5 separate regions of the Mus musculus genome follow, and all the other regions are linked to region 1. A link is a loop called in an ENCODE intact Hi-C map of the cell type or tissue named here. Cell type or tissue: left cerebral cortex. All regions are shown on one strand. Region 1 holds the start of Gm41527 (a long non-coding RNA gene). Region 2 holds the start of Gm46605 (a long non-coding RNA gene). Region 3 overlaps Map3k4 (mitogen-activated protein kinase kinase kinase 4). Region 4 overlaps Prkn (parkin RBR E3 ubiquitin protein ligase). Region 5 holds the start of Map3k4 (mitogen-activated protein kinase kinase kinase 4).

Region 1 (5,000 bases):
CAGCATTCTTCCGTTATCTCTGCTTCAGTGGCTGGCCTGACTTCCCTCAGTGATGGAAGTATAAGGCAAAATAAACCCTTTCCTCCCCAAGTTGCTTTCAGTCATGGCTTTCATCACAGCAATAGAAACTGTAACTTAGTCAGATGGGGAGATGGGGTTCCAGTCCCACCTGAGGCTGAGGCTGTGGCCAGGTAACCTGTGTCACTGGCCTGAGGTTTACACCTGCCAGCGACTTCACACCTGAGTTCTACCCTCCGCCTGCTCCAGGCTCTGTCAAGTGGGAGTTGTTGTTCTAGGACATTCCCTCCCCATGAGGTCTCTGATGGGCCCCAATAAGACCTGTCATTTCAACATAAACCACAGGGCTCCCGGGGAGATGGCAAGGTGGGTAAAGCACTTGCTACCCAAGTACAAAGGCCTGTGTGCTTGGATCGCTAAAACCCACATGAAGCCAGACACAGACGCTTCTAAGATGAGATGGGAGGTCAGGAAAGAATTCCCAGAAACTCAGTGGGCCAGTTAGCCTGAAGCATGCAGCAGCACTCAAAAGAGTCTCCTCAGAGAAGATGGGTAGAGAGACTCGGCACCCAAGGTTGTGATTTCTATGTGTGCAGTATCTCACACACACACACACACACACACACACACACACACACACACGGGAGAGAGAGAGAGAGAGAGAGAGAGAGAGAGAGAGAGAGAGAGAGAGAGAGAGAGTGAATTTCAGCCTTGAGGTTTTTGACCAGTTTGTCCTGCCCTTGGTGGTAACATCCTGCTTTTGCCAGGTTGGTTTAGGAAATGCCTTCAGAACCTGTTCTAATTATCTGGCGGCAGCTGTGTGTCCCCAGCTTTTGTTCCTCAGCCCCCAAGACCATGCAATGAGAAAGAATCTTATCGGCCCTCACCTCCTGGAAGGAGATAACAGGCTGCCCAGTTAGCACAGTGGTTAAAATATAATCTCTGAGGAGACACCTTCTAAATCAGCCTACAGGACTCCTTTGACATCCAGTGAGGTAGCATTTCCTTAACTAGGTTATTCTTGAAGTCCACTCATCTCAAAAAAAAAAAAAAAAAAAAGTCCCTGACAGGGGGGAAGAAAGCCAAGCCATCTCTCTTTCCTTGCTCCTCAAACTCATTAAGATAAAAAGAAATCTTATGTCACAGTATGTGGGGGACACAGACAAGAAGAAGCACGAAAGAAACCTGAGCACATGCCAAGGCTCAGATGTAGATGGTGGCTACATAGCTTCCTTGCTCATCTGATCGATGACGGCCCCAGCTCTCCCTGGTGCTTCAGCGGGGACTGTCCATGCGCAAGGACAGACCTGGTTGAACACAGTGGGACACAAAGCAAAGGGAAAGAAAGGCAAAGCAAAAAGTTGTCAAAGTGGGAGGGAGAGGGGCTTGGTGGCAGGGGAACTCACGGGCATAGGTAGAGGGTAAGCGGGGGACAAACATGACCAGGATGTACTATACACATGCATGAAATTGGGAAAGAATAAGTTAACTTTCTTAATGGCCCCCTTAAAATTCCTCCTCCCCCCCCCCCACCGGCTACAGGTCAAATCTTCAGAATCGTGGCCTTATTGGTGTCAAGCACTTTGAAGGTCAAGCCGTAGACTAGGACTCTTACTCCCAAAAGAGGAGTCCAGGGTATAAAAAGCTCTTCAAGGTCACAGTCATTACTAGGTAAAGTGACCTAGATATGGATTTTATTAGTGGCTAACTTAAGCATTCCATTATCTTGAAAATAGTGGTAATTGCCTGGTATAGCAGAGCACGTCATTAATCCCAGCACTCAGGAGGCAGAGGAAAGCACATCTCTGTGAGTTCAAAGCTAGCATGGTCTATATAATAAGCTCCAGGCTAGCTAGGGCTATACAATGACACCTTGTCTCGAAAATAAATTGTGTGTGTGTGTGTGTGTGTGAGAGAGAGAGAGAGAACTACTAGGTGTGGCAGACTTGTTGGCTCTCTGCCAGGAGAAGCCATATTGACGGCAGCATCCTGCAAACCTGTTCTCCACGTTGCACACACCAGCTGTGCTATGTCATGAGTTATTCTCCAGGGTTTTCTCCTTCCTGTTATTTCCTGCTAATTTGGAGGTCAAGGCACAGAAACTCACCCATAGCCATGCCTGTGGAAACCAGCCAAGCCACGATCTGACCCCAAAACCCAGGTTTTAAGGGATTCCCTTTAACCATCACATCGACCTCTGGGGCGGGTACAGTGATAACGCTGGCCCCTGTGCTGTGTATGATTTGGTTTAATCGTCATCCTGCAACCATGAAGGGAGTACTAAGTTTATAATTCACAAGTACTGACTGAGAGCGATGAGCCTCTAACAGAGTCAGTAACTTGTCCCAGGTCGCACAGCCAGCGAGCATCACCGTCATCCATGCCCTTCACTCCCGAGCCTTGCTGCTGCAGACCACTCCAGCCACATTGCTACCCTAGACATCTGTGTCAAGACTCAGCCAAGCACTTGTCAAGTACCTACACTGTTTGTTGAACCCTTGGAAGCCCAGAGGGGCAAACCCAAGCAAAGTACTGAAAGAGAAGAATTCAAGCCAGTGTCCATGGCCTACTATGCTCACTGTGGACCACCAGGGGGCGTGTGACCTACTCTAGACTGCAGATGACCGAACTTGCCTGGGTGTGTATTTGCCTTTGGATGTTTCGCTCTCAGCTTGCAGAGTTCTTTCGTTTGATTTGATTTGAGGTTGTGGTGGTTGTTTCTGGTGTTAACAGGAATGTAGTCCAATGGGAGCTAAATTCTAGGAGGAGTCATACTACAGACTATTTCCATCCTATGTCCCCAAATCTATACAGGATGTGAAGGTGCACCTGCTAAAGTGAATGTGCTCCTCTCTGGGTTCCTTTGTTGTCTATCATGTTTGCCATCAGCAACGTCCATTTCATAGGCAAAGTCAACAAACAGGCAACATCTCGTGGCGAGCCTCCCTCTGAGGAGACTTGTTCCTTTTGCAAAGTGTGGAAAATCACGAGGGAAAAAGTTTAGGCCACACAATGTGGAAATGTTGCCTCGCCTCAAGGGCTTGGCTTTGCAGAACATTATCCCAAAACCACGTCCTCTGAGAGACCCCAGTTCCTGGAGGTACTTCCTCTGACGCACTCTGAATTAAATCCAACCCAGAGAGGAGCTGGCTGAGCTGAGGAAACCTATTGCTACGTCAAAGAACAACTCCCCCCCCCCCCCTTTCTTTAGGTCATTTACAAACTATCCTCAGCCACCCATGGTTTGGAAATGTTACACGTTCTGAAAGACCAATGAGAGATTTTTAAAACAAAAGCATATAACCACAGTGGCCGACAGAGGGCGCCAATCACTCTTTTTTTTTTTTTTTTTTTTTTTTTTTTTCCTGCAGCCCAGGCTACTGGAAACTCCAGGTTACAAATCAGTTGCATCTGCCTACAAAGTTCATGAAGTCATCAAAATTGATGGAACTAGAAAATATCATTCTGACTGGTCTCTCAGCTGGTATTAACCCAAGTTTTGCAGTTTTAGAAGGTCATGGACCTATCTATCTGCTGCTTGACGTCACTGAGGCATGGTTAATGCAACTGATTTTTTTAATAGTAAATTCTTTTTTTAAATTTATTAATCATTTTATTTGTTTACATTTCAAATGTTATCCCCGTTCCCAGCCTCCCTTCCACAGCCTCCCTTCCACAGCCCCCCATCCCATCCCCTCTCCCTTTGTCTCTAAGAGGTTGCTCTTCCACCTACCCACTTTTGCCTTACCCTCTAACATCCCCCTTCTCCAGGGCATCAAGCCTCCAACGGGACCAAGTGCCTCCCTTCCTACTGATGCCAGGTGAGGTTAGGTAGTCCTCTGCTACATGGGACCGGCCCGTGCATACTCTTTGGTTGGTGGTTTAGACTCTGGGAGCTCTGAGGGGTCCAGATAATTGATACTGTTGTTATTCTTATGGGGTTGGCATCCCCTTCAGCTCCTTCATTCCTTCCCCTAACTCTTCCATTGGGGTCCCCATGCTCAGTTCGATGGTTGGCTGTGAGTATCTGCATCTGTCTTTTTTTTTTTTTCCTGTCTTTTTGAGACAGGGTTTCTCTGTGTAGCCCTGGCTGTCCTGGAACTCACTTTGTAGACCAGGCTGGCCTCGAACTCAGAAATCCGCCTGCCTGCCTCTGCCTCCCGAGTTCTGGGATTAAAGGCGTGCGCCACCACCTTTTTGTCCCTGCATTTCCTTTAGAGTTGGTGCAAGCACATGACCAGTTCTGGTATTTACACTTCTGCTGGTGAGAGAGAAGCTGCTGGCCACAGCTGCAGCTGTCTGCATTCCTGCAGTATCTGGGCTTTACAGGCAGGTGGTCCTTCCTCCTTCCTTTCCCTCCCTCCCACAGTTCTCCACAGGGCAGCTAGTGTCCACACCCTTCAGGGCAAGTAGGAGCAGGACAGTCACATGTTATACTACAGGGTTGGGCTTTCTCTTCTCCAGGTGCTGAGTGAGCTCATCCTAACAGAAGCCTGGAGCTGGACCCCAGCAGGCACTGCCTACAGTCTGCTAGAAATGAGAGTCAGTCTGTTGATGAGAAAGCTTGGTACTCGAAATCCTTGAAATAATGACAAGTCTAGGAGAAGAAGGTTTGGAGAAGAACTCCGTGTTTGGGTCCTTCAGGATTAGGTCTAATGCCGAGATAAAGGGTGGGTTAAGAAGAGAGGGAAAAAAATCAAAACAAGAACACAAGGAAGCCAGTATAGTGGGCTATGCTGCCTCTGCCTACCCAGTCTTCCAGGTAAGTGTCCTCTTGCAGCTTCTGCCTCAGGCTGTGGATACGTTCTTAGCATCCCAAGTCCAATGTCAAAGGCAATAGATACTGCTCTACCTAGCTTTAACTGTTACCTTGACAGAGCATCACCTAACAAGGGTGTCTCAATTGAGGGGTTGCCCAATCGTGTACGTCAGCACGGAATTGACTTGATTGTTAATTGAGATGGAGGGCCCAGCTCACTGTG
Region 2 (5,000 bases), 110 kb after region 1:
GCCCAGAGTGTGAGGAGAGCAGGCTGAGAAGAGAGGGCAAGAGGGACGGAAGGTTGCACTCTGCTGAGCACCCAGAAGCAGGTGGCCCGAGGGCTGCGTGCCACCCGCAGCTGTGTGAGCAGCTGTCCAGAGCCTGGTTCTGAGGTCCGCTAGCCGGGCCCCGTTTCCAGAGCAGAGTGACTGACCTCACCACTGACTCGTCCTTTTGCTCCCAGTCTTGGGAGATGTGTGTAATAGTGTGTTCCCATCTACCCACAGAGTTAACGTAGCCTCAACAGATCCTCATATGGTAAAATCTATGTATCACATACAAACTCCTATATTTTTAGGATTATTGTTATGTTATTTTTTTTTTCTCCCATCAAAGCCAGGTGTAAGTCAATGTGGGCTTTTGTTCGTTTTTAAAATGTCGTTTTATCTTTAGTCTCTTCCTAATAATGGTTTGGAGGCATTTGAGGCTTGGGAGTAAAGTGGACTTGGGATAGCCCAGCCCCTCCAACAGTACACAGGCCTGTGTGCTCCTGCATCACTAGTGGAAGCCTCCAGATGGCTCGTGCAGCTGACGGGGCAGAGTGCATGGCTGTTATGCATTCTGCTCTTGCAGTTTCTGGCTGATCTCATTGAAGGGCTTTATAGAAAAGAAGTAACATTTATTTGTGATATTTTGTTTTTTCTTGTTTGACTTTATATCTTTATTTCTTATGATTAAATTACTTCTAAGCAGTGTCAGTCAGTAATCTTTAGTAAACCTTCGGAAGCGTGCTTTACAAAGTACTTTTCTCCTAAAGCTTTATTGTATTTATTGTTTAAAAAAATTGCAAACTAGAAATCGTCTGTTGTCTTTATTTAATAACTTGAGCAGCATCCATGTTAATGGCCTGTTTGAATTCAGTGATTGTCACTCCCTCGGGCTGCAGACTGGTCTCCACAGGACACACCCAGACCCCATCGCCTGTGGTCTGAAAGAGTGTTGTGTGAGACTCTCAGGTCATCATGTATTTAAGCCCGTGAGGCAGACTCACAATGCCAGCAGGATCTCCCCTGAAGCCAGGACAGTATAATGTCTGAGGGAAGAAATGGATGACGTTCCAGTCGTCCACCCTGTGTACCTGAGGTCTTTCTCGGTTATCTTCTGGTTCCCTCCTCCTTTGTGTGGAACCTACCTGGACCTCAGGACCCTCTGGTACCTCTCACCTTGCTATGATCTGAATTCCTGCGGCCGAGTGTGTCTGATTACTATTTCCCACTAGCAGGCTAGGCCAGCTGAACGTGCCAGTGCTCAGTCTCCAGTGCCTGCCCTTCTGTAGATGCTGCCTGTGAGCTCAGTGCCTCTGGCCTGCCCACCAGGGACTGAGCATGGCTGCCGCTGTGTTACTGCTTATGGGCTAGCCTGCGGGTGTCTTTTGTGTGCACAGGGTCTCTAATTACCTGTCCATCGCCCTTTAACAGGAGCAGTACCCTTGCTGTGGTGCTGGTGTGGCACCACCTCTTTGCCTGTCTTTTAGCCCCCCCCCCACCCCCCCCACTTTCCCAGGGCTCCTCAGTGAGGTTGCATGTATTTTAGTGTAGTATATAAGATACTAACACTGCTCGACTGCCTTTGCCATATTATCACAAATACCAAGAAAGTGCTTGGTTACTGTCTTAATTAATTTCTTGCATTAGAAATTACGTAATTATGTTTAATGGCCAATAAAGTACTGTTTGTCTTTGAAGGTTAAACACTCTGCCAGTCTTTCCTGTGACACAGGAAACCCTGAAGAGGCTGTTTATTGTGGACACGGCATTGGAGACTAAGCTGCCACTTAGACTCACCAGGTGCTAGACAGGCTCACTGCTCCAGTTTACCCCTGAGGAAACTGGCTTAGAGAGGAGTAACCTCCGAGTCACTGTGTTGTGGATTGTTGGGGGAGTCTGAGCTACCAGACTTAAAAATAGACCAGTGGTTTCTAGGCCAGGCTACACATCAGCATTATCCGAAGAGCTTTAAAAATACACATACCTCTGCCCATCCCGGAGAGCAAACCTTGTGTGGAATGCAGGACCAATGGCTCGCACAGTGCAGGTATTCGCCAGCCACCCCAGGCTCCGAGGAGGGCGTGGTAATCTTCCTGCTACCATGAAGCTGCCGGGGCCAAGTCGTTTGTTCCAGTCATTGCCTGTCTGATTTCATAAGTAAAGTTACAAGAGCTCTGGTTTAATGACAGCCTCAGAAGCACACGCTTGCTCATTTGCCTAGAGGGTTTCTGTTTTAAAACAGATTTATGTGGGGGAAGCTATGCCACATGGCTTTGACAGCTGTGAGCCAGCTGAATCAGACCTGACAGTAAGATGGGAGTTGGAAGTCGCAGGGAGCGCTTGGATCCCGTGGTGACAGCAGAGCAGCCCCACTGTTGGGGACAGGCCACAGCAGCCACTGGCTGAACAGTGGCCCGTGCCTAAGGAGGAGGAGAGCCAAGTAATTAGGTCAGGGGCGCATGGACTGCATGTACCAGCACCAGGACATGAAGTCTGGCTAAGCTATGTCTGTCTTGGCTGTGCTCTGCTGCCTCCTAGAGTTAACATTTTGTCTCCCATGCTTTTAATGATAACATACCTATACGTATGCATGCATAGTACTGCCTTTTAACTTAGGGGTTAATATTTTAAATGGGAGGAGTTCCTCTGAAACTCTGCCTTGGAGGTTTCTCTTTGAACACCAGGCCTCATTCCCACCCAGGAACTGCTGTCTGTAGCTGAAGCTGACCAATAGCATAAGAGCTGTTCGCTCGGCCCCTCCCATCCGCCCGGCCCCTCCCATCCGCCTAGTGTCTGCTGTCTGCTAGGCGCCATAGGGATTTCAGTCTGTGATGGCGTCCTCTAGCAGCACAGTAGCAGATCTGAGAACCAGAGACTTATTGATAACAGGAGTTCAGGGAGTCAGTTGTTTGCTGGTGCTATTGGGGGAGCTGGAGAATCAAGGTGTTCACCATTAACTTACTGGTCAAGGTTGGTTTAGCATCGCTGTAATGCACATGCTGACCGGAGTATTGGCCGATCCTAATTAACTGGAGGTAAAGGGTCTTCTTCTCAGACCTGGTGGTTTACCAGGGAGCTCAGTGTGCAGTGGTGGATGCGACCGAGTAACCAAGCATGCATTGTGAGAAACATGCTCCCCGAGGCAGCCACAGAAAACCCCTAGAGGTGGGCATTCCGGCCTCCACCTGAAGACAGTGTCATTTGTCAGGGGTTGGCCTGTGAGGAACAGCAGGATGGTCACAGTGCAGCGTAAAGTCTTACCGGATCTTCATGGCTGGTGTGGTCAGTGTCTGTGCGGATATTGGGCTTTGGGGCTAAGTAAGAGGGCATGGTCTTCACAGGGACTAGTGCAGCACCGAGTGTCAACTAGAAGGGTCCAGCTTGGGTTAAGACAAGCTTTCAGAACCACATAGCTAATTAAGTAACCCAGAGCCAGACTTTCTGACTTTTGAGCATTGATCCCCTCCACAAACACACACACTGCCCAGTCATTGAGCTATGATATTTCTATGCTGACAAAATGAACTTGAGGGATAGTGTGCGTGGCATGCTGTAGGGTGAAGGAGATCCTTAGAAAGGTATCACAGGTGTCTTGGAAATTAGGCCGTATTAGGAAAACTCCTAGAGGAGCAAGCAGCCTGTGCCAGGGTCAGCACATGGAGATGCGCAAGGGCCAGAGGACTCTGTGTAGGAGCAGTGAGGAGAGATGAGGACACTCCGGAGGGCAGGAGCTAGGCAAGGGCAGGAGCTAGGCCAGGAGGTAGGTAGTTGGTAGATGGGGAGGTGGCGTCGAAAGGGTCAGGGGAGTCTGTGCCTGTAGCAAACATGGATTCCCCTAGGTGCTGGCTAAGGCTATAGTTTAGATGTTATCTGGAGAGTCCTCTGAGTGTGTCCGGATGTGATGGAGAACAGTAGAGAGTCCCCAAGGTGACTAAAGGTGACCAGAGATGCCACAGATGCAGAACAAGCTATAATTGGAGATGCAGAAAGTTGAGGCTTTCAAACTTTGATGATCTTACCTAGGAAAAGGTCAGGGTTTTTAATGCTGCTGCTGCTGCTGCTGCTGCTGGTGGTGGTGGTGGTGGTGGTGGTGGTGGTGGTGGTGGTGATGATGGTGGTGGTGATGGTGGTGGTGGTGGTGTCCGAGGCTTAAGAATAAGGTGAGAAAGCTCCAGATCTCCTGCTTTCTGGGGAAAAGCTTAATAGTTTAAGTGGGGCAGCTGACGAAGGAATGGCTAAGGACACTGAGGGACTCCCAGGCAGCATGAGGTGACGGGTGACTGAGGGCAGCTGTAGGGGTGGGGAGTGGGGGGAAGCTGTCTTCTGCAACATCAGAAAGTGTGACTCTTGAGTGGATGCAAGGTTGGCTGAACTCTGATTTTTATTCTCACATAGAAGTAATAGGAGTTTTGTAATCTCTTTCCTTGTAATTTTAGCAACTCCTTGGTTTCTCCATCCATAGTTGTAGATAGCACTATGTGTAACATGTCACTAGGACTGGGGGCTCTGTGCACATGTTGAATTGATGGCCATCCTTTTCATTTTAGAACGAGAACTTTGTAGATATGTCAGCAGGTTGTAGCAACACTTATAAGTACAGCTTCAGGCCAGGTCCTGCGCACGGCTTTAATCCTGTCCTAAACTTTTGCCACAGTTCTCTGACTTTCCAGGTCCCATGTGGGGCTCGGATTATGTGCAGTTGTCGGGAACACCTCCTTCCTCAGAGCAGAAGTGTAGCGCTGTGTCCTGGGAAGAACTGAGAGCCATGGACCTGCCTTCCTTTGAGCCCGCCTTCCTGGTGCTCTGTCGGGTCCTGCTGAACGTGATCCACGAGTGCCTGAAGCTGCGGCTGGAACAGAGGCCTGCCGGGGAGCCTTCCCTCTTGAGTATCAAACAGGTTTGTGTCTAACACTGCTTAGACAGGCAGTTGTGGCTGCATTACTCCTGCCTGCCTTTTCACCGTTTTCTCCCTTAGTTACTGC
Region 3 (5,000 bases), 150 kb after region 1:
CCAGGGCTATACAGAGAAACCCTGTCTCGAAAAACAAAAACCAAAAAAAAAAGAAGTCCGTCTCTGAGAGGGTGTGGTGGCCAGGCAGAGGGGCAGACAAGACGTCAGGCCTGAGGGCCTGGGGCGGGCAGGGCCATTGAGGAGCTTTGTGTGCATTAGGTCTGAGGGAGCACAAGAAAGCAGACGGTAGGGACGATAGAAGAGAAGGCTGGAAAAGACGCAGGAGCTGCAGAGGGCTCTCAGTTAACAAACAACATAGCTGGTGGCCCTGGCCAGATAGCGCTCTGGGGAAGGTGCACTGCAGGCTGAGAGTGGCCCTCAGCTGTGCTGAGGAGTTGGAACGGGCCTGGCTGCAGAGCAGGTTGGAGGTGTCTGCGGTGGCCCCACCACCTGGCTCCTTGAGTCATATGAAGGTTGCATCCACTGCCAAAGGACAGCAGGTTGAGGCTGCCTAGGCATAGGCCATCCCTTTGGCAAGGTCATCAACGTTTGTTTGAAACACTTGCTTGGGATTTTAGGTGGGTGTTTTGTGGCTTAGGGCTGGCAGTCGAGATTGCCGCAGCACACAAGTGTTGCTGGGGCAGCATTGGGAATGTTGGGAGGGGATGAGAACACACCGATACGCAGCTAAGGACTCTGCACAGGAGTCCCCGATACAGGGTGGGCGGGCGGGACATGGACTCGTTTGTGGGCTGGCTACAAGAGATACTGGGGACAGGTGATGAAGGAACAGGGCTTCTTAGCTCTGAAGTCGATGAAATATATTGCCCTGAAGGAGCTGTCCTGTGTGCAGCTCAGCCTTCCATAAGAGCAGACATTCAGGAGGTCTGAGTTCCCTCACATGTCGGAGGCTGGTGCCAGGGACCCACTCGGCCTTGCCTGTGGGCCAGAGGCCAAGCATCCGGACACAGGCAGATACAGGAACGTGCCTGCGCCAGCTGGGGCTCAGCATTCTCTTGCTTCCTCCCAGGTTTGCACAGATGAAGAGTGAAGTGAACCAGTCCGTGGCCTAGTAGTGTGTGGACAGAATCCCGTGATCACTACTGTATGTAATATTTACATAAAGACTGCAGCGCAGGCGGCCTTCCTAACCTCCCAGGACTGAAGACTACAGGGGTGACAAGCCTCACTTCTGCTGCTCCTGTCGCCTGCTGAGTGACAGTGCTGAGGTTAAAGGAGCCGCACGTTAAGTGCCATTACTACTGTACACGGGCCACCGCCTCTGTCCCCTCCGACCCTCTCGTGACTGAGAACCAACCGTGTCATCAGCACAGTGTTTTTGAGCTCCTGGGGTTCAGAAGAACATGTAGTGTTCCCGGGTGTCCGGGACGTTTATTTCAACCTCCTGGTCGTTGGCTCTGACTGTGGAGCCTCCTTGTTCGAAAGCTGCAGGTTTGTTATGCAAAGGCTCGTAAGTGAAGCTGAAGAAAAGGTTCTTTTTCAATAAATGGTTTATTTTAGGAAAGCGAAGTCAGCGTCTGTTACTGGCTCACGGCTTAAGAGCAGGACGGCCTGCAGAAGTCTGCCCTTCCCCGCTCCGCCCTGCACTTGATTCCACTCAGCACAGCCAAGCTTGCCCACTGGGACGCTGAGCTGGGTGCGTCTAACCTGCAGCCCGTGGGCCATGTGCGTCAAAGGATAGCTCTGAGTGTGGCCCAAGGCATTTGTGGATGACAGCACATCAGTGTTTAAGGTATGGAAGGGGAACAGTGCCGCGATCTTGTGATAGGCCGGCCACCATGGTTTCAGAGCATAACCTGACTCCGCAGGTAGGACTCTGAAGTAGCTGGATATTGTCGTCGCTGGTCTTGGTGCTTGCCCTTAGTCCCTAGGTCTCTTTAGAGCATGCATTGCTCCTGACATACAGCAAGCAGCCAACCCTGGCCGCGTTATTGTCAAGTATTCTTGGTCTCTTCTGCCCTGAGAATTCCAGTTAGGATCCATACAGACGTTAGGGCTTCATTTAAGATGTTCTTTTATAGTCTTTTAAGTGAATTTACATTATGTAAAGTAATTTTAAGTGAAATTACATTATGTAAAGGGTTCACCTGTACTTTTATCAGAGCCCACAGCCTAGAGCTATCACACAGTGTAATCCTGGAGCCTGCCTGTTGCCCACAGGAGAATTTGCCCCACCTGTCCACACCTGTCTTCCTACAGCCCAGCCACTCCCTGCCTCTGCTTCCTGCCTGGGATTGGCTCACTGTGGGCATCCCGAGACGTTAGGATCGTGCAGGATGTCGGTCTCTGACCTCTCTCGCTTGGTGGATCCTAAGGCTGCCAACTCCCCTTCCACTAGATGCAAATGCCACGTGCTTTTGTCCCTGGACTTGGTGGGTGCTAGACTGCCCCCTGGTGACATATTTGCTTTGCACACACAGGCATCTGTGTGGATGTTTTCACATCTGTTAGGAATTAAGTGTGCCGGGCTGTGTGTCAGCCTGTGTTTTCAGAAACTTTTTCCGAAGTGACCGTCCTGTCGTGTTCTCCCAGCACTGTGAGACGTTCGGGTCTCCATCCCATGCTGCCTCTTTGACCTAGGCTTGCTAGTGACAGTGAAGCCAGCTTCCTTGTAGTTCTGATTTCTGTTTATCTGATGGAGAAGTTTAATCACTGTGCCCAATGGTCATTCATCTATGTCTTGTCTGCTTGTCTATGGATGGATGGATATCTATGTATTGCCCATGTGTGCACACACATGTGTGCATCAGTGCATACGCATGTTGCAACACGTATGTGGTCAAGAGAGGATAAATTGCTGGAGTCGATTCTCCTTCCACCATGTGTGTCCTAGGACACTGTACTCTGGTCCTAAGGTTTGGCCGCAGACTCCTTTACCCACTGAGCTGTCTTGCTGGCCCCACTACTGTCTCCCTTTTGGGGGGAAAGCCTATTTGAATACTTTGCCAAATTTAAAATTAGGTTATTTGGCATCTTGCTGAGTTGCAAGAGTTTTGGTTTTTGGCATACTCTTGAGTAAACCTTCACCTAATCTGTAGCATGAAGATGTCGTTCCCCAGTTTCTGGCTTATCTGGTATTTTATTTATTTTGTCACGTCTATGACAACTAAAAAAGCTTGTATTTTTAGAAGCCCACTCACCATCTTGTTCTTGATGGCTTGTACTTGTGGTAGAATGTCTAAGAAACCACAGACCGACCCAGCAATTCATTTAGCTCTTAAAATAGGCCTCTTGCTCTTTAATTTTTATATAAAACAATATTCAGGGGTCCAGATTTTTTTCTCTGCTGAAGAGACATCTTTGCCCTCTATGGATCTCTTCGTGGTGCTGTGAGTGGAAATGACATCTGAATTCACATTCAGCCATTCATTGCACTCGAACGCGGATACAGTGGTTTTGTTTGTTTGTTTGTTTGTTTGTTTCAATCTTGTATCCTGTGGCCTTGCTGAGCTCTTTGAAAAGTTATAGTTGCTGCTTTTGTAGGCTCCATCCATTTATCGAGACATGTGACCCAGGAACAAGGGCAGTGTCCCTCCTTCCAGGGTAAAATCTAATTGGCAGTCGTGTGAGTCCCCTTTCTTTGACACCAGTGTTCATTTATGACAGTTGGGGGACTGTTCCCTCTGGATGTGCAAAGGGCTTTGCTCTGTGGCTCTCATTTCTGGGGTTTTGGCTCCCTCTCAGGGCAGGGTAGCCTTCCTACAGTGAACTGATATCTCCTCTGCCTCTGCCTCTGTTTCCTCAGAGATGGCCCAGGTTGGTGTTCTTTGTCTTTTGGGTCCTGGGTAGAACCCCCTCACAAAGCCCTCAGTCAGGGCTGAGCATCTGTGGAGGGTGGTTTGGAAGTTACTCTGGACTTGCTGCAGGTCTGTTCTGACTTTTATTTTAATGGATGTTAGGGTCTCCACTCAGCCTCACCAAGTCCTCTGGCTTCCTGGCAGATGGTTATCTGCTCTCTGCCCGTCACACTTGCTATTCAGACGCTGCTGTCTGCTTATGCTCCTGAGTCTTCTCTTTCTTTATTAGAGAAAGATCTGTCCCTCTTGTCAACTCCTGGTTTCATTACTATTTTCTCTTGTTTTCTGATCTTTATGGTTGCTTTCCTTCTATATGCTTTGGGTTTGGTTTACCTATCTTTCAGAAAATTGTAAGGGTAGAAGACTCTGAAGACAAAATTCTGATTAAAAATAATCCACCAGTCTTAACAAGCCTATGTCTAAGGGTAACTTCTCAGTAAGAAAATGGGTCGTAGCACAAACGCCAAGGCTGTTTGCTGCCGCTACACTTCCCAGAGTCTGCCTGGAAGTCTGCAGAGGAAGGGGACTAATGGTTGGCTTGTGGGTCACATGGTCTTGGTGGCAGCTGCTCAGCCCTGCAATGTGGCAAGAGGCCTGCTGTAGAGCAGTAGGCAGTGCAAATGGCGACCATGTGGACAGGCAGGGTACCTGGACACGTGCCACAGCAAGTGTGTGAGGGCCAGAGGACACCTTGCAGGCAGTAGGCAGTGCAAATGGCGACCATGTGGACAGGCAGGGTACCTGGACACGTGCCACAGCAAGTGTGTGAGGGCCAGAGGACACCTTGCAGGCAGTAGGCAGTGCAAATGGCGACCATGTGGACAGGCAGGGTACCTGGACACGTGCCACAGCAAGTGTGTGAGGGCCAGAGGACACCTTGCAGGGACTGGTTCTTTCCTTCCAACACATGATGAACTCGTTGTCTCCTGGTGGCAGTGCCTTTACCTGCTGGACACTTCATTAATCTTATTTCCGCTCGGCCCACTGTGCCCAGTAAAGAATAAGGGGGCATATTACAGGCAGTGCATCCTCTGTCCTTTCGCTCTGTGTGACTTGAAAGTTGAGCTTCCTGGTCTGATTAAAGTACTCGGCAAGTGCATCCGGCCATCCAAGTGCAGGCACTGCTGCGTCCCCACACTGTCACCCTTGTTTGACCTCCCAGAATGTGCTGACACAGTGATCTGTAAGCCCTGCTCATCTTCCTCCTCACTACCTCCCCTCCCCACCCCCAGGTGTTTCCTC
Region 4 (5,000 bases), 330 kb after region 1:
AAGTGGACTGCCAGACTCAGCATCCTTTCCTACCTTATCATGCCTGGTTGTTCTGCTGTATCTACCACATGCCTACCTTTCTCTTCAGCAAGAGTCACCCCAAAGGGTCCTCCTGAACTCTCTCATGTTACAGCCAGTCTTTGTTCTCTCCACCCTGGTCAGTAGGAGCCATAGAGCGTTTGGGATTCCATTTCTGCTGCTGCTCCCATGACACTGAGAGAAGTTTCCACGCACATGCTAGCATGCCCGGGGAATTCCCACAGAGGTGGACACATCTTTGCTTTGCATCCTGAGCCACGGTCAATGCCAATGTGGTGGCGCACACCTTTGATCCCAGCACTCAGGAGGCAGAAGCAGGAGGATCTCTAAGTTTGAGACCAGCCTGGTCTACAGAGTTAGTTCTGGGGCAGCCAGGGCTACACAGAGAAACCCTGTCTCAAAATAAAAACAATACAAAACAAAAACAAATGAAATAAAACAAAACAAAAATCCTTCTGGACTGGTCTCAACCAGAGGCTGGCTGCTTTTAGATAATGCAGGGCTATGTGCTCACACCCTAGAGGTTCATATTCGGTGGGTGGGTCTGTACTAGGGTACACGAAACAGAATCCTTAAACCATGCTGCTTGTGTTGTGAGGGGCAAGAGGCTTGGATGTTAGTATCCTCCTTCTGGAGTCTTGTTTGTGTGGGGAATAACACTGTGAGTAGGGTAGTATTCTCCTCTCCCCAGCGTACAGTCCCCTGCCACCAAGCTGTAAAGCAAGAACTGGTGTTCTGTTGCTAGGAGCAGACAGTCTTGTGACTCAGCACTGTCTCAGGTCCACACAGAATATGAAGCGTGGGTCACAGAGGGGCTGCATGACAAGGCAGCTAATTAGAAGTGTGTGTGTGAGTGTGTGTATGTGTGTGCCCCCGCCCACACAGTGGAGATGAGCTAACGTGGGAGAAACGAGTTTTCTTACATATTTTATACCTGAAAAAAACAATAGAATTTCTTCTATGGTAAATAAATAAATACATCTCTCTCATGTATATACCTTTCTGTATATGCCCCTTTCTATACCAAAATTTCTTTACATGTGCCTATATACCTAGGTATAGGTTTTTGTATAAATATCTAGGTATAGAAAGAGGTGGAGTGTCAGCATGTAAAAGACAACTTATGACCCAAAAAGGGACAGATGCTTTCTTGTGCAACCCTAGGGACCTACCAGTGGCCGATTTGAGTGTCTACATCATGAGTTATGGCTAGGAGCTGCCTTGGGAGGGTCATGCCTGACTGGCTTGCTTGCTTTCTTACACTGTAGCTATGGGATTTGAACTCAGGTCCTCTGGAGGAGGATTCAGTGCTCTTAACCTCTGAGCCATCTCACCAGTCCTCAGCTCCTGTGCCTGGCTTTCATTCACCCTTTGCTAATGACCTTGGGCTCCTCTCACCTGCAGAAGTGTGATAACAACACCACTGGCCTCTGTGACTGTTGTTGGGAGGAAGTGAGAGAGAGAGACACACACACAGATTGAGCCCTCCCTGAGGACTGCGGACTTCGTCTGTGTTTCCTCCTTTGGTTGTACTGTTGATATGGTCACCCTCATTTCTAGCGTATAGATAGAGACAGGGATGTTAAGACTGGGAATTTGCAGTGATGGTAAAGACTGTTGAGGCCTTGATAGGTCTTAAGGCCTCTTACAGATACAGGTAAATCAATGCCCCTCCCAACTCCCTCGTCCCCCGTCCCCGTCCGTCGTGTCCCCCCCCCCACCCCCAGCCCCCGCAATGAAGCTTTTAAAAGCAAATTAGTGGCTTTTCCAGCTCAAATTAGCGGCTAGGAGACGCTGTTAATGTGCGTGTAAGCTACCAGAAGTAGAGAAGACCCACACAAGGGCTCTCCCCATATTTTAGAAAATTTATTTGTAATCCGCCTGGGTTAGAAAATAAATCGGACAAATATCTTCTAATCCTAAAAAAGGGTCAAAGCCAGGCATTACTGAGATGCTTGGCATACTCCAGGAAGGTTCTCTTCCGGTGAGCGGTAGCTTTTAAATTTCACCTTCCTCAAAGTAATCCAACGCCTGGCCCTCACTGGTCACCGAGGCAAAAACTTCCCCTCTGCACAGCCCTTCCCAGTGCTGAGTCAAACTTCCCAGGCTGCAGGCGTCTGCTGTGAGTGTCGCGCCCCCTGCTGGTGAGCAGTGGAACAGCACCTTTCAGGAACTGAACGGATCAAAACTGGTGGGGCTCAGCTTTGTTATTTTCAGTGTGTTCTCACGATTATTTTGGAAGAATGAGTGCATGCTACATTTTGAATTAAAAAACCATCAGAGGGTGGTGGTGGGGACTTACAGTTTCTGGCTGAGGACTGGTGCTACAATCTGCCTGTGTTCCAGATTTCCAGAAACACACTTTACAACGCAATTTGCAACAGCACTTTTGGTGATGAAGATGAGAGCCTTTCTTTCTACTATTGGTGGAACGTGTTGTACAAAAACCGTAGGAGAGTTGAGACTAGGGCACATGGGTGTATTAAAATCATACCAGGGACTCCCTGCGAGCCCCCAGGTCAGGGAAGCAGACAACACCTTACTTAGTTATCATCAGAAATGCTCCCCTACCCTGCAGCAGACGGGAACAAACAGAGACCCACAGCCAGACCATACACGGAGTGAGAGACCTGGGGATCCTCAGCCCTACAAGGGACCCCTCCATCACATCTCTCCCCTTGAGTGTGGGAGCCAGAGGGGATGGAGGACACCAAGGAATCAGGGCTTCAGGGACCCAGTAGGGCTGGTGGTGCACATACAAACTTAGAGACAGGGGCAGCGTGCATTGGTCTGCGCCAGAATGAGCCCTAGAGCTGAGATAAGCAGACACAAACTCCCACGCCTTACCCAGAAGCTATCTCCAAGTGATGGCCACTGACAAATGAGAAATTCGTCTTTTCTGAGGCAGTCTCACTGGGGAAACAAAACACTCTTAAAGGTAGGCTGCCCCATGCCCGGTAGTAGAGAGCCAACAGAAATGAAGTTAGGGGGGCTGGAGAGATGGCTCAGTGGGTAAGAGCACTGACTACTCTTCCAAAGGTCATGAGTTCTTTTTTTTTTTTTAAGACTTATTTATTATTATATCTAAGTACACTGTAGCTGTCTTCAGACACACCAGAAGAGGGCATCTGAACCCATTACCGATGGTTGAGAGCCACCATGTGGTTGCTGGGAATTGAACTCGGGACCTCTGGAAGAAGAGTCAGTGCTCTTAACCACTGAGCCATCTCTCCAGCCCTGCCTGTCTGTCTTCTGACAGGGTTTCTCTGTATAGTCCTGGCTGTCCTGGAACTCACTCTGTAGACCAGGCTGGCCTTGAACTCAGAAATCCGCCTGTCTCTGCCTCCCAAGTGCTGGGATTAAAGGCGTGTGCCACCACCACCAGGCTGCCTGTCTGTTTTCTAAGATGAGACAGAGAGGGTTCGGATCCGGACTGGAGGAGAGAGGCGAGGAAGGGACTGGGAGGGGTAGGGTAGGGGAGACCATAATTAGAATATGATGTGTGAAATAAACATCTATTTTCAATAAAAGAAAAAATTATATTGATCTGGGAACAAAGTCTGAGAATGAAACAGGTATACATGCCAGACCAAGAAAAATGTGTAACTCCTTGCCTCCACCTCATACAGCGTGGATACAGGATGGCAAGGGCCCCAGGGCCATCTATCCTCTTGTGATGGTGTGTATATGCTTGGCCCCAGGGAGTGGCAACATTAGAAGGTGTAGCCCTGTTGGAGTAGGCATGGCCTTGTTGAAGTAGGTGTGTCACTGTGGGCTTGGGTTTCAAGACTCTCATCCTAGCTGCCTGGAAGTCAGAATTCTGCTATCAGCTTTCGGATGAAGATGTAGAACTCTCAGCTCCTCCTGCACCATGCCTGCCTGGACACTGCCACACTCCTGTCTTGATGATAATGGGCTGGACCTCTGAACCTGTAAGCCAGCCCCAATTAAATGTTGTCCTTATAAGAGTTGCCTTGGTCTTAGTGTCTGTTCACAGCAGTAAATCCCTAACTAAGACGCCTCTAATACCCAGAGTATTCATTAAGGACCGTGGGACAGAGAACTCTGGACTATCCTTGGGGCTTCATTTCACCTTGGTGCCCCACTGTTGACACAGCCTACTTACCTGTGCTCTGCCTGTCCTGCTTGCCCGTGTGGACCACACCCAGTCCTTTCCTTCCATCCCTGCAGCTGACTTCATCTTTGTACTCAGCTTCTGCGGTAGGCTTGCGGTTGTTATCTTACCAATACAGCACGCTCACCACCCCACTTCAGTAACCAGAGCTCCCAGGCAGCCTCTTTAACTCCTACTCATTCTGTAAGCCATGCTGTGCATCCACATACTCAGAGATAGGTAGATTTCCTGCATGCTGGGTGATGCAAGTTCCTGTTAGGAATTAAGATTGCAATAAAACATCCTAAGACAGGCATGGTGCTACACACCTTTAATAACAGCACTCAGGAGGTAGAGGCAGGGGGATCTCTGTGAGTTAGTCTACACAGCAAGTTCAAGATAACCAGAGCTACACAGTGAGACCCTGTCATAAAACAAAACAAAACAAAAGCCAGGTGGTGCATGCCCTTAGTCCCAGCACTGGGGAGGCAGAGGCAGGAGGGTCTCTGAGTTCCTTTGAGGTCAGCCTTGTCTACAGAGTGAGTTCCAGGATAGCCAGGACTACCCAGAGAAACCATGTCTTGAAAAATAACCAACCAAACCAGCAACAATAAAACAATTAAAAGAACAAATGAGCTTATGGTATATCATCAGGGGACAAAATGCTGTTGTTAAATCCATGACACCTTGTGGAAAGACACATTCATTCTTGATTATGTTCCTGGTATAGAACGCTCCACAACAGCCTGAGATGGCTTGGTGAGCCGCTTTACACTTGGAGGTAGCTGACCCGTTAACGACGCAGCCAATGGTCAGGAACACACCCATGTAGTTGTTGCCCCCACAC
Region 5 (5,000 bases), 53 kb after region 1:
CTGACTCAAAACAACAACAACAACAACAACAACAACAACAACACCCCAAAAAACAAACAAAACAACAACAACAACAACAAAAAGCAACAGAGGCTATGTGAATTCATTCTCGAAGATATGGGGAAAGGATTTTCATAGACTCTGATGACACTATTGTTAAGAACATCTGATAAATGGTAATTTTAATCTATAGGTGGAAATCTAAATAACACTAGGAGTAACTAGTGTAGAAACAACACACAACCCAATGAATGTTCCCTATCTCTTCTGTGGGCTCTTCAGGTGGACAGAGGAACCTGAGGATAGCAAGAGCTGAGCCACAAAATCTATCTTTCTTTCTGAACCTGAGGATAGCAAGAGCTGAGCCACAAAATCTACCTTTCTTTCTTTCTTTCTTTCTTTCCTTCTTTCTTTCTTTCTTTCTTTCTTTCTTTTCTTTCTTCCTTCCTTCCTTGAGCCACAAAATCTTTCTTTCTTTCTTTCTTTCTTTCTTTCTTTCTTTCTTCCTTCCTTCCTTCCTTCCTTCCTTTCTTTCTTTCTTTCTTTCTTTCTTTCTTTCTTTCTTCCCTTCTTCCTTTCTATGCAGTTTTTATTAATTTTCTAGGATCTTCCCAAAAGAAAAAAATTCAAAGAAACAACCATATCATGATACTTATTACACATTCTAGACAAAGAACCCTAACTCTGTGAAGAAGTGTCAGGAACAATAGGTATCTGAGAGTATATTAAATTCTAGGGGTGCTACTCAGAAAGAGAGAGATGGTGTGGATGTGGGCCTACAGCAAAATAACAATTATTTTGGAGTTTGCTTTTTCAGGTTTACAGAATCTTCAGTTACCAGTCTCCAGTGATCAAGGGCATCTTCCAGCATGGCTCTTCGAGGTGGCCCTTCCCCAAAGAACCTTTACATCCTGTCGCATGCAAGAAGGTAGGCCAGTGGCTCCTTCTGAAGCCATTTAAGAGTGAAGTTAGCAAGGTGACCATTTGCCATGTTCTAAGGTGGCTTGTCTTTAACGCCTCCATAACAGTATTTGCTAGGTTCCTACCATGTATTAAGCCCTGGGCTCCTGACACTTGGTGACTGGGTGACACGTAGGTCCAAAGAATGGTTTCTGCTCCAAAGGAGCCAACAGTCTAGAGGTAAAGAAATGCTCTGAGAGTAAGCGGAGGATGCTGAGGTCTCTGGCCTGGAACCCTGGAGGCACCGGAGAGTGCTGCTGAGAAAGACCATTGTGAATCAGCTAGTCTATCTATGTATGTTGAGGCAAAAAGGCCCTGCACACAAACCGAGTTAGTATCAAGTAATCTAGGTCTCTATGCACATCGAGTGGTACGATGAGATGATGTAAATGTCTTTAGTTCCTTCTAGAATATGCGGTACCCAGTAGACAATGAAGGATAAAAAAAAGTCATGGCTCTTCCTGAGGCTGATTTGTGTTCAGCGTTTTATGAGTGGGAAGCAGTGTGCCCATTGGCTCACTTCCTGGCAGCAGTCAGAGGTTTCCTTATCGACTCTCCTCATATGCAATTTAAGGAGGGCTCAGGTTAGCCCAGTGTAGAGGGAGACGAAACTATCAGAATTACAGAGAGATGGGAAACACTCTGCAGAGCTCTCAGTGAAAATGAATGGGTCTTTAAAATTATTAGGATAGACTGAGTTCATTTCCTTTGAATGCTTCGTTTTGCTTTGTTCTCTCTCCCTCCATTAGGCAACTTCTCACGGCTGCTTCCTTAGTGTCTCCCGAAGTCCTAATGCAATATGTGCACTGAATAGTTGTTGACTGACTGCATGTTGTTGAATTAATGAAAGGGATGTCAACTCAGAAATCCAGCACTGGCAGACATTATAGATAATGTAGTCTACTGTAACAACAGCAAGAGTATGCTCTTTAATTACAGAGACATTTCTGTAACACAGCTGATTTCAGAGTATCTTTATCTTGCTTAGCTCTTAAATCTTACCTTGAAATTTTTTCTTTCAGTCAGTTAAAAAAATTTGTTCAAAATTTATATCTCTACATAGCAAAGCTAAAGAATCATTTTTTTAAAAAAAATCAAACTAAGTGGAAACAAACATATTTGATTCTGAATACGATTTCTGAACTGAATCTGGATTTCAGAAGGCATGATTGCAACTCAAAGGCTGTAAAGCTGCGCAAGCTAAGAATGACTGAAAGATGCTCTGCTATTTCAATTCTTTTAATAACTTCAAATCTTTACAACTTCTTTATCCCTTTCTTTCTTCTTTAGTGTAGCAACTGTGCAAGTTTCTGAAAAAGCACTTTCTAACCTTGGGATCCTGGGTGAGGACGGCGTCCTCTGCTGCCTGATTGGTGTGTCACTCTGATGGTCTGAGTCTGCAGAAGGCCCACACTTCCATGTCAGAGCTGTGGGCGTCTGGGTGACATCATCCTTATTCCGAAAGGCAGAATCCAGTGGCGCAGAGACCTTGAGCTCCAGTTTATGAAGCATTCCTGCTCGCCCAGACAACCCTACCTCTCCAAATGTCTCCTGTGCCCTTAGCCTCAGGACCTCCCGAGGCCACCCGCGGTCACCCAGCGACACCTGATTTACCACTGGCCAGTGCGCTCCTCCCTCCCGCCTCGCCCCGCCCAGGCGGACTCAGCCGCCCGCCGAGGCGTGTCCCTCGCTGCCCGCCGTAGCCCAGCGTTCGGCCGGCCGCCGTTCCCAAGATGGCCGCTGCGCGCACGGCTCCTGCGGCGGGCTAGAGGCGGAGGCGGAGTCGAGTCACTCCCTCACCCCGCGGCTCCTGGTCTTCCCGCACCAGGCTGCAGCTGACGACCCGCCGCGGTCATGCGAAGCTTGGTGCACGGATGAGAGACGCCATCGCCGAGCCGGTGCCCCCTCCTGCCCTCGCCGACACCCCTGCAGCCGCCATGGAGGAGCTGCGGCCAGCACCGCCGCCACAGCCCGAGCCGGATCCGGAGTGCTGCCCAGCGGCGAGGTGAGTGCACGGCTGCAGCTGCAGCTCGGAGGGAGCAGGGTGGCGCGTGAAGGGGGCGTGGGGTCCTCGGCTGCGCGCCAGGTGGGCGCGGAGCATCCGGACCTCCGGTGGCGGGAGGGGCGCGGTGCAGCGCGGAGCCCGGTGCTCCGCTTCCGCGCGACCCCTGCCCGGGCTCGGAGGCCAAGCTCCCGAGCGACCCTGGCCTTTGCAGTAGTGCTCCCCGGGGCCCTGCTGCAGACAGCCCCAGCTTGCCCCGGACTGCCGCTCGGGCTCGGATCAGTGATCGGATGGAAGGAAGGTGGTCCATCTTTCTCCTTTTTCCAGGAAAAGAGAGGCGACGTGCCTCTCGGCAGTTCCTTGCTCCTTCAGCCCTTTGCAGCGCGCCTCCCAGCCTTCTGTCCCCAGGGCGAAGCTTCACGTAACTGCAGACAAGGTTCCTTGTCAGAGATCCTTTTACTGTCTTCTAGCAACAGCCTGATGCAGTGTTGCGCACGAAAATAGCTAAGGGTTTATGTGTGAAACTTTGCTACCGCAGGAAGCTCCAAGATGGAACTTTGGTACCCAGAGTATCTGTTGCATTCTGCTCCGTAGAAGCTCTTTTAACTGCTACGAAGAGTCTCAAGTTTTAATTGGGAGGGTAAACTCACGGTGTCCTGATTTTGTGTTTAAATGCCAGTCCTTTGCATCTCAGGATAAACTTTGACTGCTTCCTGTCCCCTATAGTGAAAACACTCCCACAACTCCTCCTGGCTTAAGGTCTCGCTCTATAACCTCAGGAAGAAGGCAGTTAAATAGCTTTGCTTTTTCCTGCTTGAAGAAATAGCAAATTTATAGTTGTAGCGAGACCCGAACACGGGAGCCATTCACATCCTTGCTTGTCACCACTGGGTTGCCTGAGAGGAATTTTACTTTTTCAAAGCCGTGAGAGCTACTGCATTGTGTTTCTTAATTTCAAGATAGTTCTGTGACATCTTTTGGGGCATTTTCTTTAAGGAATAGTACAGGGTGCTATTAGAAGTCTTTTTTCAGAAAGTTCATAATTTTCTTAATGTATTGAGCTGTTGAGCAATTTTTACTCCTTTAATCGTTATTTTAGAAATAATAAATGTGAGTCCTTACTTAATGCTTAAAATGTTTTATCACGTAGCCATTACTTTTGTTAATTCATTTAATCTTTATAACAGTCTTATGAGTTAATTCTGCTATTCATCTCCTTTATGTAAGAGGAAACTGAGGCAAAAGGTAAATAGCATATATAAAGATTAACAGCTTGTAATGAACAAAAGTCTGGCTGCCTAGTTTGTGCCTTAATTATCACGAGGAAGAGGGATGATTTCATACCCACAGACCCGACATTATAATTCTATGTAACTGTTCTCGGGGGAGAAAATGGACTTGAGCGGTGTTAGGCAGAGGGATAAAAATCTGCTATCAAAACGCTGCTTTCCTATTGATAAACAGCCTTGCCTTCCAGCCAGGAGCCTGTCTCTTTGTTATAATAAAAATAGGTCAGGATAATGGGCCTCATCCAACTTTACGTGAACAGCAGTGTACAGAACAAGGAGATCTTTGAAGTATTTTTCTTAGCAACATTGCAGTTAATTTTACAATAGCAAATGCGTAGAGCAGATTTTTTTTTTCTCTTGGTGAAGCTGCTGCTTTGCCTTTTTGCTGCAGTAATGGACACTGCCTCCTCTTCAGTTGGCAGGGGTGACCTCTGGCACTATTACTGTCCATCTGTGGTAAGCGATGTTGCAGGGAGCTCCAGCTGTTTGTATGTGGTCCACATTCCTACCTATTCACAAGAGGCTCATACATTGCCGTATACATCCCGAATCTGCTCAGTGCCTCCCCCCAACACGCCAGCGACCACTAATCTGTTACCTAGCATTTCCAGGTGGCTCTCTGGCAGACCAGAATAAAGCTGTTGATGTTGTTGTTCCTCGGCTGTGCGTGTGTGTCATTGATCACGCAGGCTGTGCTCGAGCACAGGTCTTCTGTAGGAGTCAGGCCCGTACTTGTTGGCCCCGAAAGC

The links. A loop is a pair of places that touch in the nucleus more often than their neighbours do. Peaks named below come from ENCODE experiments on the same cell type or tissue, not always from the same donor. Only the 100,000 strongest peaks of a DNase experiment are listed, where the experiment ranks them.
Region 2: it touches region 1 in a loop (5-fold over the local background); 22 of 42 quality-filtered maps call a loop at or near these places.
Region 3: it touches region 1 in a loop (3-fold over the local background); 19 of 42 quality-filtered maps call a loop at or near these places.
Region 4: it touches region 1 in a loop (6-fold over the local background); 36 of 42 quality-filtered maps call a loop at or near these places.
Region 5: it touches region 1 in a loop (2.1-fold over the local background); 27 of 42 quality-filtered maps call a loop at or near these places.

The regions. Positions count from the first base shown.
Region 1 is chr17:12,369,845-12,374,844 of GRCm38, reverse strand. It overlaps Gm41527 (a long non-coding RNA gene), which reads left to right and starts at 4,499. Exons shown (of 2, transcript XR_876413.1): 1 at 4,499-4,780. In left cerebral cortex, CTCF peaks have their summits at 2,615 (motif pointing right) and 3,328 (motif pointing right); DNase peaks (open chromatin) are centred at 2,617 and 3,265.
Region 2 is chr17:12,263,821-12,268,820 of GRCm38, reverse strand. It overlaps Map3k4 (mitogen-activated protein kinase kinase kinase 4), which reads left to right. Exons shown (of 27, transcript NM_011948.2): 4 at 4,673-4,915. Gm46605 (a long non-coding RNA gene) reads right to left here and starts at 4,106. Exons shown (of 3, transcript XR_001782245.2): 1 at 4,038-4,106; 2 at 2,003-2,163. In left cerebral cortex, a CTCF peak has its summit at 2,568; DNase peaks (open chromatin) are centred at 84, 1,267, 2,296 and 2,756; H3K27ac peaks cover 858 bases.
Region 3 is chr17:12,224,091-12,229,090 of GRCm38, reverse strand. Map3k4 (mitogen-activated protein kinase kinase kinase 4) reads left to right here. Exons shown (of 27, transcript NM_011948.2): 27 at 971-1,470. The coding sequence ends at 991. Among named protein-coding and RNA genes, the nearest start is that of Gm46605, 38 kb to the left of the region's middle. In left cerebral cortex, CTCF peaks have their summits at 2,363 (motif pointing left) and 3,632; DNase peaks (open chromatin) are centred at 917, 2,372, 3,539 and 4,319; H3K27ac peaks cover 349 bases.
Region 4 is chr17:12,036,546-12,041,545 of GRCm38, reverse strand. All of the region lies in intron 10 of Prkn (parkin RBR E3 ubiquitin protein ligase), which reads right to left. Among named protein-coding and RNA genes, the nearest start is that of Gm46604, 7.6 kb to the right of the region's middle. In left cerebral cortex, a CTCF peak has its summit at 2,173 (motif pointing left); DNase peaks (open chromatin) are centred at 835, 2,182, 2,842 and 4,256.
Region 5 is chr17:12,316,463-12,321,462 of GRCm38, reverse strand. Map3k4 (mitogen-activated protein kinase kinase kinase 4) reads left to right here and starts at 2,803. Exons shown (of 27, transcript NM_011948.2): 1 at 2,803-2,965. The coding sequence starts at 2,835. It overlaps 4732491K20Rik (RIKEN cDNA 4732491K20 gene), which reads right to left and starts at 2,610. Exons shown (of 2, transcript NR_045290.1): 1 at 2,291-2,610. In left cerebral cortex, CTCF peaks have their summits at 1,517, 1,716, 2,703 and 2,929; DNase peaks (open chromatin) are centred at 2,556, 3,316, 3,775, 4,424 and 2 more places; H3K4me3 peaks cover 3,657 bases; H3K27ac peaks cover 2,565 bases.